Regions from separate parts of the Homo sapiens genome. Here region 2 is linked to region 1. A link is a loop called in an ENCODE intact Hi-C map of the cell type or tissue named here. Cell type or tissue: IMR-90. All regions are shown on one strand. Links, peaks and the distances in the headings refer to the core of each region. The heading gives the core; the rest is flanking DNA.

Region 1 (5,383 bases), core at 158-5,157:
CTCTGTACCTGGGTGTCACATGTGTTGTTGCTTCTGTCCCTTTATACCTGCAAATAAGGACCAGCAGCAGATGCTGCCTCTGTGGAGTGCTGTATGGGCCAGACAGGGTTGATTCCCTTCAACTGTAACCTTGCTTGGTCCTCTCTTAGACTGTAAACTTCCAAATGCAAGCACCGTCTACCTGCAGAACATGTAATTTCTCTAGTGCCCAGAATGCAGTGGGAGTTTGTAGAATACAGTGATGATGATGAAAATGATGATGGAACTTGTATAATATTAGGACTTCTGACATGGATAGTATCTAAATATAGTTAGCATCATTTTGTTTTTATTTTTTATTTTATTTTATTTTTTTGGAGATGGAGTCTCATTCTGTCGCCCAGGCTGGGGTGCAGTGGCACGATCTCGGCTCACTGCAACCTCTGCCTCCTGGGTTTAAGCGATTCTCCTGCCTCAGCCTCCCGAGTAGCTGGCACTACAGGTACATGCCACTACGCCCAGCTAATTTTTGTATTTTCAGTAGAGACAGGGTTTCGCCATGTTGGCCAGGCTTGTCTTGAACTACTGACCTCAGGTGATCCACCCGCCTTGGCCTCCCAGAGTGCTGGGATTACAGGCGTGAGCCACTGTGCCAGCCACTTTTGTGACTTTTGGAACTTTGTAATGTGTGTGTTGCCTATTTATATATAAATCTATTGCATTATACGTGTGCTTCCTATATATGCATATCATTCATCTCACTAAGTAAAAACACTTTAGATCATTTCTCATAAAATAAAACTGAGATAAGCAAGTCAGATGGAAACTTTTAGTGAGGGGTCTTCCAGAAAGTAGCAGACGTTGGCTTTCTAATGTCTAGCCCAAAACACCATAACCATGCGAATAACATCCTCAGCTCAACATCTGCCCAAGAGTAGAGGGATCAGACATCATGTGTAACCTCAGTTCACAGAGCTTTCCATTCCCTCATGACCCCAGGCAGTGTGTCCCAAGAGATGGAGAGGCAGCAGTGTTACCATGGCCACCGGCAGCAGGAAGTAGCACTGTGGATGAACGTCCCAAACTGCCATGCCGTTACCTGCTTTACAGCAGCTTCAGTGAGAAATAGGAGAAAAAAGGTCTCCCAGGACTTCTTCCATTTTTACCAGGGAAAAGAAGAGTTTCCAGGGACCTCCCAGGCCTGAGTGTGAGAGAAGAGAACCTCTGCAGGTCACTCTTCACTGAATCTTATTTGCCGCGGTTCACATTTTTCAGTCAGTGGAATTGATGGTAATGATGATTGGTGACTTACAGACGACACTAAAGCAACTAGCGTTGCGAGCAGAGGCATCTCTCCTCAGAGTTTCCAGATATTCCTGAAAGCGTCCATCTCCAGAATCCTTTCCCCTCAGAAACTCCTGAAAGCTTTTAGTGCTAAATACTTGTCTGTGTTGAGTTTCTGATATGTTTTTGCATTATTATTCATAGACTCCCTTACCAGAACAGGAAGGCCCAACTGTTGGAACAGTGGGAACTTTTGAACTGATGAGCTCCAAAGATTTAGCATACCAGATGACAATTTATGATTGGGAACTCTTCAACTGCGTGCATGAGGTAAGATGCAGGATCAGATGTGTTAGTAGCTGAGATAGCAAGGATAAAGGCTGCTGGCATTGCTTAGTTTGTAAGTGCTAATATGTGCTACAATATGGAAACCACATGACCATTTTTTTGCATACTGAGCTTATAAATAAAGCATGCTATAAAGCCTTTGAGTATTAAAGAAAAATCTTTACAGTATGCCGTGTCTTCCTGTGTATATTAAGCCAGTAAAACCTAGTTTATATTTATATATTTAACAAACCTCATGGAAGCCCTTCAAGTCTGATTGACTTCACATTTGCTGACCAGTAAAACACTGTCTTGACAAATAGAGAAACCTGCTGGTGTTTTGATTTAAAAAAAAATAAGCAAAATTGTTTTCCTTTATTTTCTAGCTGGAGCTAATCTATCACACATTTGGAAGGCATAATTTTAAAAAGACCACAGCAAACTTGGATTTGTTCCTGAGGAGATTTAATGAAATTCAGTTTTGGGTCGTCACTGAGATCTGCCTTTGTTCTCAGCTCAGCAAGCGTGTTCAGCTATTAAAAAAATTTATTAAGATAGCAGCCCAGTAAGTATATTTAGCTTGGAAAGAGAAAAAAAAATGTTGAGCTGTGTTTTCATTTTGTTTTCTTAGACTACACCTTAAAAAGAAAAGCAGGATCTAGGAACTGCTAGAGGGCCAAACACAGGGTCTTAGGAATAACCAAACTCTTGTAATGGATCTCTCCTATATTTTGTAGCATTTAACATCAATAGATAAATTAACTTCTTTACAGCACTGATGCTGGAGTCGAAGTTGTGACCTCTCTTTGCTCTTTGCTTTCTACTCAGACGGTTTTGCCTCCTTTAGTTTAAAATTCCTTCCGTAAACCAAGTTCCCTTATACTTCGAAAGTTCAGTTGAAAAGATCTTGAAGTCAATGTCCAGCATGACACATTCTCACCAGTAGAGGGCAGTGCAGCATGCATGTACAGCAGCACATCCAGCCCAGACAGAATTAAATCGGTAAAATGCATGCGAGCTAACCTGGTACATGAAAATCATCACTACAAACATCAGAAAAAGAAGCATCTATCTTATAAATATTCTATTAAACAGCACTTCATGGGAAACAATTTTTTTACTACAGGGGCCAGTTAGAGTTCTCCCTGACATGAATTTAATCTTCTCCTGCTATTTAGATATGCCTGACAACCTCCTGTTTACTTCCATGTTTTTGGTATCACCACAGTGCTAAAAATAAAATGCTAAATGTGGCCTATGGCTGTGAGACTTCTTTCCTTTCTAAATGCAGGGAGCTCTAGCACACAGGAAGGCTGAGAGCACAAGTGACCCCAGCTAGACAATTTTCTTGACCCAAAATCAAACATGGAGTTTGATTTCCTGGGCTAAACAAAGAAGTAAAGGCTGCTTGACATTTTATAGATATCAGTTTGCCAGATGCCTGGAATTATTTGCCAACAACTTGAGGGTTCAATAGAATACCAAATCCCTTGGATTCAAAAGCTGCTATCTGTTAATATGGCAAAGCTGGCTATTTTAAGAAAGGCTTGGTAAAATGGTGCCTGTGAATTTCTGGTTCAGAGTATAGCCACTTCCCTGGTAGTCTGCACAGCCTTATGGCAAGGGACAAATGCCTTCACATATTTGGAATGAGCTGATTATGGAAACTATGACAAGATGTGCTTTCCCGTTAGAAGAAGCACACTCTCTCTCTTCACCTTAGCCTGGCAGTGCCCAATGCAACAAGAAGAGAGAGGCAATCTGCACACAAATGTGGGAAGCCAGAAAATCTTTTGGGGCCTGATCCTGTTATTTTACAGAGGCAACATGGGAGAGCCTTTCAGAACACCCAGGACTTTTTTTTATATATATATATTTTTGCTTTTCTTATCCCTCTCCCTTCTGTTTAGGTGAATGAGTAGGTGGACTTGGCCTTCAGTATAAATTAGTTTATGTTATTTAACCATTATTAAGCCCTGTGCTACATTTGCCGTCCTGTAGAGAAGCTATTTACACAGCCCAGCTGAAGAAGACTGTAGACTTTTTAAATCCGAGATCTACAAGAATGAGGTTGAAACCTCGTGACAGTAGCATCTGTTTTACTTTATATTTTTAGAGAACTTCAACATATTTGTTTTAAGCTCTTTGCCTGCCCAGAACTGTGTGAAGTTGGTGGAAGCAGATGTTCTTATTCCTCTGTTTACATTCGTGGAGGCATAGAGAAATTTCATGACTTACATAGGGTAATAAAGTTAGCTGATAACAAGGCAGTGACTAGAAAGGCAGGTCTACAGCCCTGCATTTGTTCTTTCAAGATCACATAAAGGACAGAGGCAAACACATAGATGCGATTGTATACCTGCCTTTAGCCCCAGGTGTCTTCTAAATAACCTTCAGCTCCTGAACTCAGACCCATTGTCCCAGCACACCAAAGGCCTCACTTGCTTTCTCACCAGTGGGACCATACACACTAGCTTCTCTGAAATATGTTCTCCATCTCCACACAGACAATTTAAGAATTACTCTTTGCTACCTTTGCAATGGGTAGCAAATGCAACAATTTAGTCTTTTTCAAAAATGTTAATCCAAACAGGATTTCATTATGATATGGTCAATTTCGATAACCATATTGATTCAGGATGAAGGATTTATGCGTATTGCAAAATGAATTCTTTCCCTTTTCAGGGACCTGGTATGAAGAAGTTTGGGGTTTCTCTTTCTAAAAAATGGTTAAACCAAGTACCTGTGTTAAACATCACCATTCTAATAAGAATTTCTGTTTTTTTCCACATGTCTCATTCCCAAACATATATTCATAAAAGCTAATAATGGCGTAAGTACAGATTCAAAATGATCAGCTTCATTGATGTCAGTAAAACACAGAGAAGGTTATTTCTTGGTCAGTTGTTTAGGTTACTTCTCAGCTTTAAAATTCCTTGAGATTGAGTGCCCAGCCTATAGAGATCACACCTTATAAGTTGATATTTTTCAACAAACAAGTAGCATTTGCATGGCAGGTAGAAGCCATGGTGGCTGCAGCTGTGAGACTCCCTTAGTGCCCTCTCAAGCTGCCAGAGGAGGATATCCACCTTCAGGCTAAAGGTCTAGAAATCTCCAAGGGCACTTCACTTTTTTTCTTACCCCATGAGATATTTCCCTCTCGGTCCAACAAGGCTTTTAGCAAGTTTGGGATTATAATAACAACCCCTAAGGTAGGTGTCTTTAAGTTCCTTCTCAGATCCCAAACCTCAATGGCTAACGTCTTCAACTTTCTAAAAACACAGTGAGAAATCAAACAGCAGAACATGGTCACCCAAGTGGAACTTTTACAGTACATTAAATCTATCATTGCCTGTTCTCATAAATGAGCCCTGACAAATATTAATGACTATCAGAAAATAGAACTCTAATTTTTTTTATCTCACACAGAAGTAACATTTTACTCAAACACGCATCTCCTGTGTTTCAGCTGTAAGGAGTATAAAAATCTGAATTCCTTTTTTGCCATCGTCATGGGACTAAGTAACGTTGCTGTGAGCCGCTTGGCACTAACGTGGGAGGTAAGCTTCAGCTAGGATCCAGCTGTGACTTTTGCCTTAGGAATAAAAACACAGGCTCACCAGTGAGCTTTTTAATAGAAATATCACTCACACTAGTATAACAATGGGAAAGGTGGGACACTTGGAGGGAGGTGACCTGTCTCCTTTTTCCAGTTGCCTCAGAGGGAGAATTTTTAAAAGATATTGTCCTTTTGTGTATGGAGAGTGGGGGAGATGAGGAGATGTCTACTTCT
Region 2 (5,383 bases), core at 78-5,077, 420 kb after region 1:
GTAGTGGGGAAGGGTTATTCAACAAGGACAACCATATGGATGTATGGGAATTAAGGGTCATAATCCCAAGGAATATGTTGTACCTTCAAGGGGCTTATAGTCTGTGTCACTGAACACTGGAAAATAAGTGGCATCCAGCTAGATCCAATGTTTGCTTTTTAGTCACTGTATTCTAATCTGGAGGCCTGGGCTTCCAGTCTCTTTCAGATTGTTGGCAGAATTCTGTTCCTTGTGGCTGCAGGACTGAGGTCCTTGTTCCCTTTCTGGCTGTCAGCTTGGGGCTGTTTTCACCTCCTGGAGACTGCCCACATTCCCCACCACTTGGCTTCCTGCATCTTCAAAATTCACACATGGTGAAGTTGAATCCCCCTTGGGCTCTCAACCTGACTTGATCCTCTTTTGCAACTAGCCAGAGAAAATCCTCTACTTTTAAAGGGCTCATATAATTATGTCAGGCCCGCTGGGATAATCTTCCTATCTTAAGGTCAACTGGCTTGGGACCTTAATTACATTTGCAAAAATCCTTTCATGGCAGTGTTTGATTGAATAACTGGGAGAAGGAGTGTGTACTGCAGGCTGAGTATCTGGAAAGCTATCTTTGAATTTTGCCTACCATGGCTTCCTTCTTACATTAGTGGTACTTCTGCTGAAACAGCAACAAGCCAATTTGCTATTTGTATAGAAATGTCTCTCTAAAAAGCAGAAGGCTGCAATAACATTGCATGATGTATTTTTCAAGATGAATATAGTACTCTTAAAAATCATTGGTCTGGGTGTTGTGGCTAACAACTGTAATCCTAGGACTTTGAGAGGCCAAGGCAGGTGGATCAGTTGAGCCCAAGAGTTTGAGATCAGCCTGCGCAATATGGCAAAACTCCATCTCCGCACACACACAAAAAATTAGCTGGGCATGGTGGCGTGTGGCTGTGGCTGTAGCTCTAGTCCCAGCTACTAGGAAGGCTGAGGTGGGAGGATCACCTGAGCCTGGGAGGTTGATGCTGCCGTGAGCTGTGATCATGCCACTGCACTCTAGCCTGGGTGACAGAGTGAGACCTTGTCTCAAAAATAAAAATAAAAATAAAAAAATCGCCGTACTATTTACAAAAACAGTTCTTAATACTTTTGCATTAAAAGGGTGACTTTAGTGCTCACTTTGGCAGCACATATATTAAAATTGGAATGATACAGAGATCAGCAATTTCAGTTAAATAAGAAAAAAATTTTTTTAAAAGGCTGACTTTAAAACCAGAGTTCAGACATTAAAACCCAAGGTTCAGGGAGCTGAGAGTGGGTGATCCCTGTATAGAGGCCAGTTCTTAGTAGGAATTACATGGCTCTGTGTGGTCCCACTGTCAGGCAAGCTTCACCCAATTTGCTCACTGAAAAGACAAACTAACACGATCATTTTGGTTTTGAATCTGAATTTTGTAGCAACAACATATACTATCAAGACTCAACTTTTGCTAGCACAATAATCTTATTTTATTTTACTTTAAGTTCCGGGACACACGTGCAGAATATGCAGGTTTGCTACACAGGTAAATAGGTAGCACAATAGTCTTAGAAATAGAAACTAAAATAAGTAAATGAAATAAAAGCTCTTTACAAAATATTATGGAAAATATCGCAAATCACAAAGGCCAGAATAAAAACAACCTCTAATTATACTACCCAGAGTTAACCACTGTTAACGTTTTGGCTTTTTGTTTCAGTCTTTTTTTTCCTCTCTTCTACATAAACATGTTTATTAGTCATAGGCCAATCAGGAGACAGAAACCACACAGTAATTTGAACAGGGAAAATTTATTATAAATAATTGTTAACTATAACGTAGGCCTAACTAGGAAGGTGAAAACAATGCTCTAAACAATATCCTAGGGCTGAGGATGAAAATCGGGAGGAACCACTTTGAAGGAGGTCCTTTTCCCCACGACGGATTCAGACAGTGAGGGAAAAGAGATTCTCAGCTCCATTGAATGGTGGAGCTCTCCTGGCTGCCTGAGACAGAACTGGTGCATGGTTGCAGGGAAAAGGGGGAACATATGTCTGCAGGGCAGGTCCTCAGAGACAGCCAGGGCACAAAGAGTCATCTTGTTGGCAGGACAGATAGAGGCCCGGGGTGAGTGGTGTCTCTGTTGGGGGTCACCGGCTGGGGCTCTCTGAGAACTTGCAGAGAAACTGCATGCTCTGGGTGTGTGGCAGGGGCAGAGGCTTCTGGCAGTGGTGCGCTAGGAGCAAGTAGAAAAACAACGGCCGTCCGACGGACGTCCGGGAACCTTGGGCGGGGCTCGTGGGGTAGCTTCTTCCTCCTGCAGTGTCTCTCCTGCGCCCTCTACCGACAAGCTAAACCTCATTCTCGCTGCAAAGGAAAAAATGCTTGAAGGGTCCAGCCTATGAAAGCAAAACAGGTCATGAAAGTAGATTTGGAGGTGAGAGGCAATGTACTACTAAACTGAGATCACAACATGTATCTTATTTTGTAAACTGTTTTATTTACTTCAAAATATACTCAAAACATTTTCTCATATGATGAAAAATATTCTTCTACTATATATATATATATATGTATATTTATTTTTTTCTTTTTCTTTTTTTGAGACGGAGTCTCGCTCTGTCGCCCAGGCTGGAGTGCAGTGGCGGGATCTCGGCTCACTGCAAGCTCCGCCTGCCGGGTTGACGCCATTCTCCTGCCTCAGCCTCCCAAGTAGCTGGGACTACAGGCGTCTGCCACCACGCCCGGCTAATTTTTTTGTATTTTTTAGTAGAGACGGGGTTTCACCGTGTTAGCCAGGATGGTCTCGATCTCCTGATCTCGTGATCCGCCCACCTCGGCCTCCCAAAGTGCTGGGATTGCAGGCGTGAGCCACCGTGCCCGGCCTACAATATAATTTTTAACAGGTGTATGATAATTTATATAATGGATGACCCTAACTTTTTTAGCCAGTATTCAGTTTTGGGCCATTGAGGTTATTTCCACTTTATAGCTATTATAAACAGTGCTGTAACAAATATTCTAGTGGTGAATGCTTGCCATATTTGTATTTCCTTAGGATAAAGTCCTAGCAATGGGATTCCTGGATTGAAGAACATATATACTCTTAATATTTTTATTCATGTTCTGAGATTTCCCCGCCAAAAGACAGCAGTATATTTTAAAGCAACGAGTCTTAGTAACATCTCTACATTTTATTTTTAAAATTTGTACTAATTTTACAAGCATACTAATTAAATGAATTTCATGATGGTAATAAAATAGTCTTGGAGAAAACAATTCTCAAAACAACATTTAATAATGAATTATACCAAAGAATTATTTAAAATGATAATGAAGTGGCTATTAGTACAATACCAAAGAGAGAGAAATGAACAGAACTTACAAATGCAGACACTGATTATTCCAAAATAAATTTTAAACTGTAAACACAGAGCTTATTGTAACAGACCATTTTTTTACAGGAACAGTTAATAGTTTGCTTTAAAATAATTATCTTTTTAAAAAATCGTAGTAATTAGATTTATTCTTAACTCAGAAAAATGCAGTAGAAAAAATACTAGAAAGAAAAACAGAATGAAATGAGAAAGGAAAAGAGGGAAGGAAGGAAGGACAAGAAGACAGGAAGATTTTTCCGAAAGAGGCAGGAAGGAGAGTGTATTGAAGAAAAGAAGAAAAACTAGAAGGAAAGAAAATATGAAAGAGTATATGAATAGAGCAGAAGCAAAAAAAAAAGAAAAAAAAAAGGGAAAAGAAACATTTTAAAGCAAATTCCACCTCCAGAATGGTAATATTTAATGGGCTAACTATCAAAACATTTTTAAGTACTAAGAACACACAACTTAAGAAAGAAAGACATACTTGTAGGAAATAAGCCTTAATTGTCCAATTTGCCAGAGAAGCAGAGATGGCAGTGTTTCTGTGACACTTACGTGGTTGGCTTCTGTCATCATGGAAGTAAGTACAGAAGCACATGCATTTCCACATGGCTACAGAATCCCCAACGCTTCGGTTTGCTATAGGATGCCTCCAAATAAATGGCACAAGTATTTCCACAAAGAAGGTTTGGAGTAGACACATTGAGCATTTCCACCATGGGGTGGTAGAATTTACTTGACGGGTTAGTTATGGCAATGTGGTTTCTCAACAGGCTGCATGGGGGTCTGGCTTGCAAAGGAGCTCGCATATAAAGTGAAAGCTGCTCAGGAGAGCCAGGTCTCCCCACAGGCGTCCTGTGTTCACAGTCCTCGTAAATGTTCTCTGGAGGCCACAGATTCATTATGTCGGAAAAGGTAGAGCAACAGACAGAAAATGCTGGCAGAGGTCCAGCCCTCTGTGGGCTTCGAGTGTGGTATTGCCTAGAGTTTGTTCCTACAGGTATTTTTGCATAAAGACCTCTGTCTGAGGAAGTGAGTCTAAGACAGCAGAGCTCAGGACGGTCTTTTAGAGTATTGGGTGCCCACGACTCTTTTGAAAGAAGTCCATTGATACTCCTCTACTATTTCCCCCGATCTATTTGAGAGCCAGCAAACTGATTTGATAAAACAGTGATAGATTTGTCAGATTAAGATAGTAATTTGCTTCCATTAATTTGAGAGGCATCAGTGTCTCACAGTGAGAAGAAATATGGCCACCCTGGTGGGATACATTTAAATTCATTAAATTTTCTGGCTTTCATCTGAGACACTGAGACTTTTTCTTCTCAGCCCATAAATCCTTTCAGTTTTTACTTCAAATGGCACCAAACAAGCACTCATCAATTTATATTTTAAATTCTCCTAACAATATCCAGTTGGATAAATCTGTTTAATTAGCAGTGGGTTGATGCTTTCTTGGCCCACTCTACGTCCAGTTACCAAAATAAAAGAAAGGCATGGAAAGCTGCTGGTTGCAAAAAAACATGCCTCCTACAATGGCAGGGAACAAGAAGAGACATTCTCCCAACACATGTTAACCCAGGGAAAAAATTTGAATATATACAAAAGATGAAATTAACAATAGATGAATGGCAAATGAGAAAGCTGCCAGTGACCAGACTTTCTCAGGAGCCAACCTTTAACAATATGGATTATTTCGGATAATTCATGGTTTGCCACTCTTTATCCTTTGTCTCCTCTGTAATATCCAGGGCACATCTTAGACAGATAATTAGGGCATTATCATATTCCTTAACTAAGTCGGACAAATTGCATTGCGCTTCGTGGAAAACCAACCTAGGGCTCTGTCATTAGCATTGTCTAATTGTTCCAAATAAAGTCTTTGCTTTTTTTTATTGCATCAACTTTATTTGTCAATACTCAGGAAAGAGCGGCTGTTCCCTTTCCTGTAGGGTTTCGTGAATATGCTAGTCACTAGGTAATCTTACAGTTAATACAGGCCGCAGCATGGTAA

Evidence for each region. Hi-C counts contacts between places; a loop is a spot of excess contacts. Peaks named below come from ENCODE experiments on the same cell type or tissue, not always from the same donor. Only the 100,000 strongest peaks of a DNase experiment are listed, where the experiment ranks them.
Region 2: it touches region 1 in a loop (9-fold over the local background); 15 of 110 quality-filtered maps call a loop at or near these places.

The regions. Positions count from the first base shown.
Region 1 is chr2:173,025,105-173,030,487 of GRCh38, forward strand. RAPGEF4 (Rap guanine nucleotide exchange factor 4) reads left to right here. Exons shown (of 31, transcript NM_007023.4): 24 at 1,468-1,593; 25 at 1,977-2,155; 26 at 5,060-5,150. Among named protein-coding and RNA genes, the nearest start is that of MAP3K20, 48 kb to the right of the region's middle. In IMR-90, for the core only: CTCF peaks have their summits at 2,547 (motif pointing right) and 3,616; DNase peaks (open chromatin) are centred at 2,557 and 3,747; H3K27ac peaks cover 1,217 bases.
Region 2 is chr2:173,447,047-173,452,429 of GRCh38, forward strand. No RefSeq gene overlaps it. Among named protein-coding and RNA genes, the nearest start is that of CDCA7, 95 kb to the left of the region's middle. RefSeq lists an enhancer at 4,215-4,284. In IMR-90, for the core only: a CTCF peak has its summit at 2,345 (motif pointing left); a DNase peak (open chromatin) is centred at 2,315; H3K4me3 peaks cover 186 bases; H3K27ac peaks cover 260 bases; H3K27me3 peaks cover 590 bases.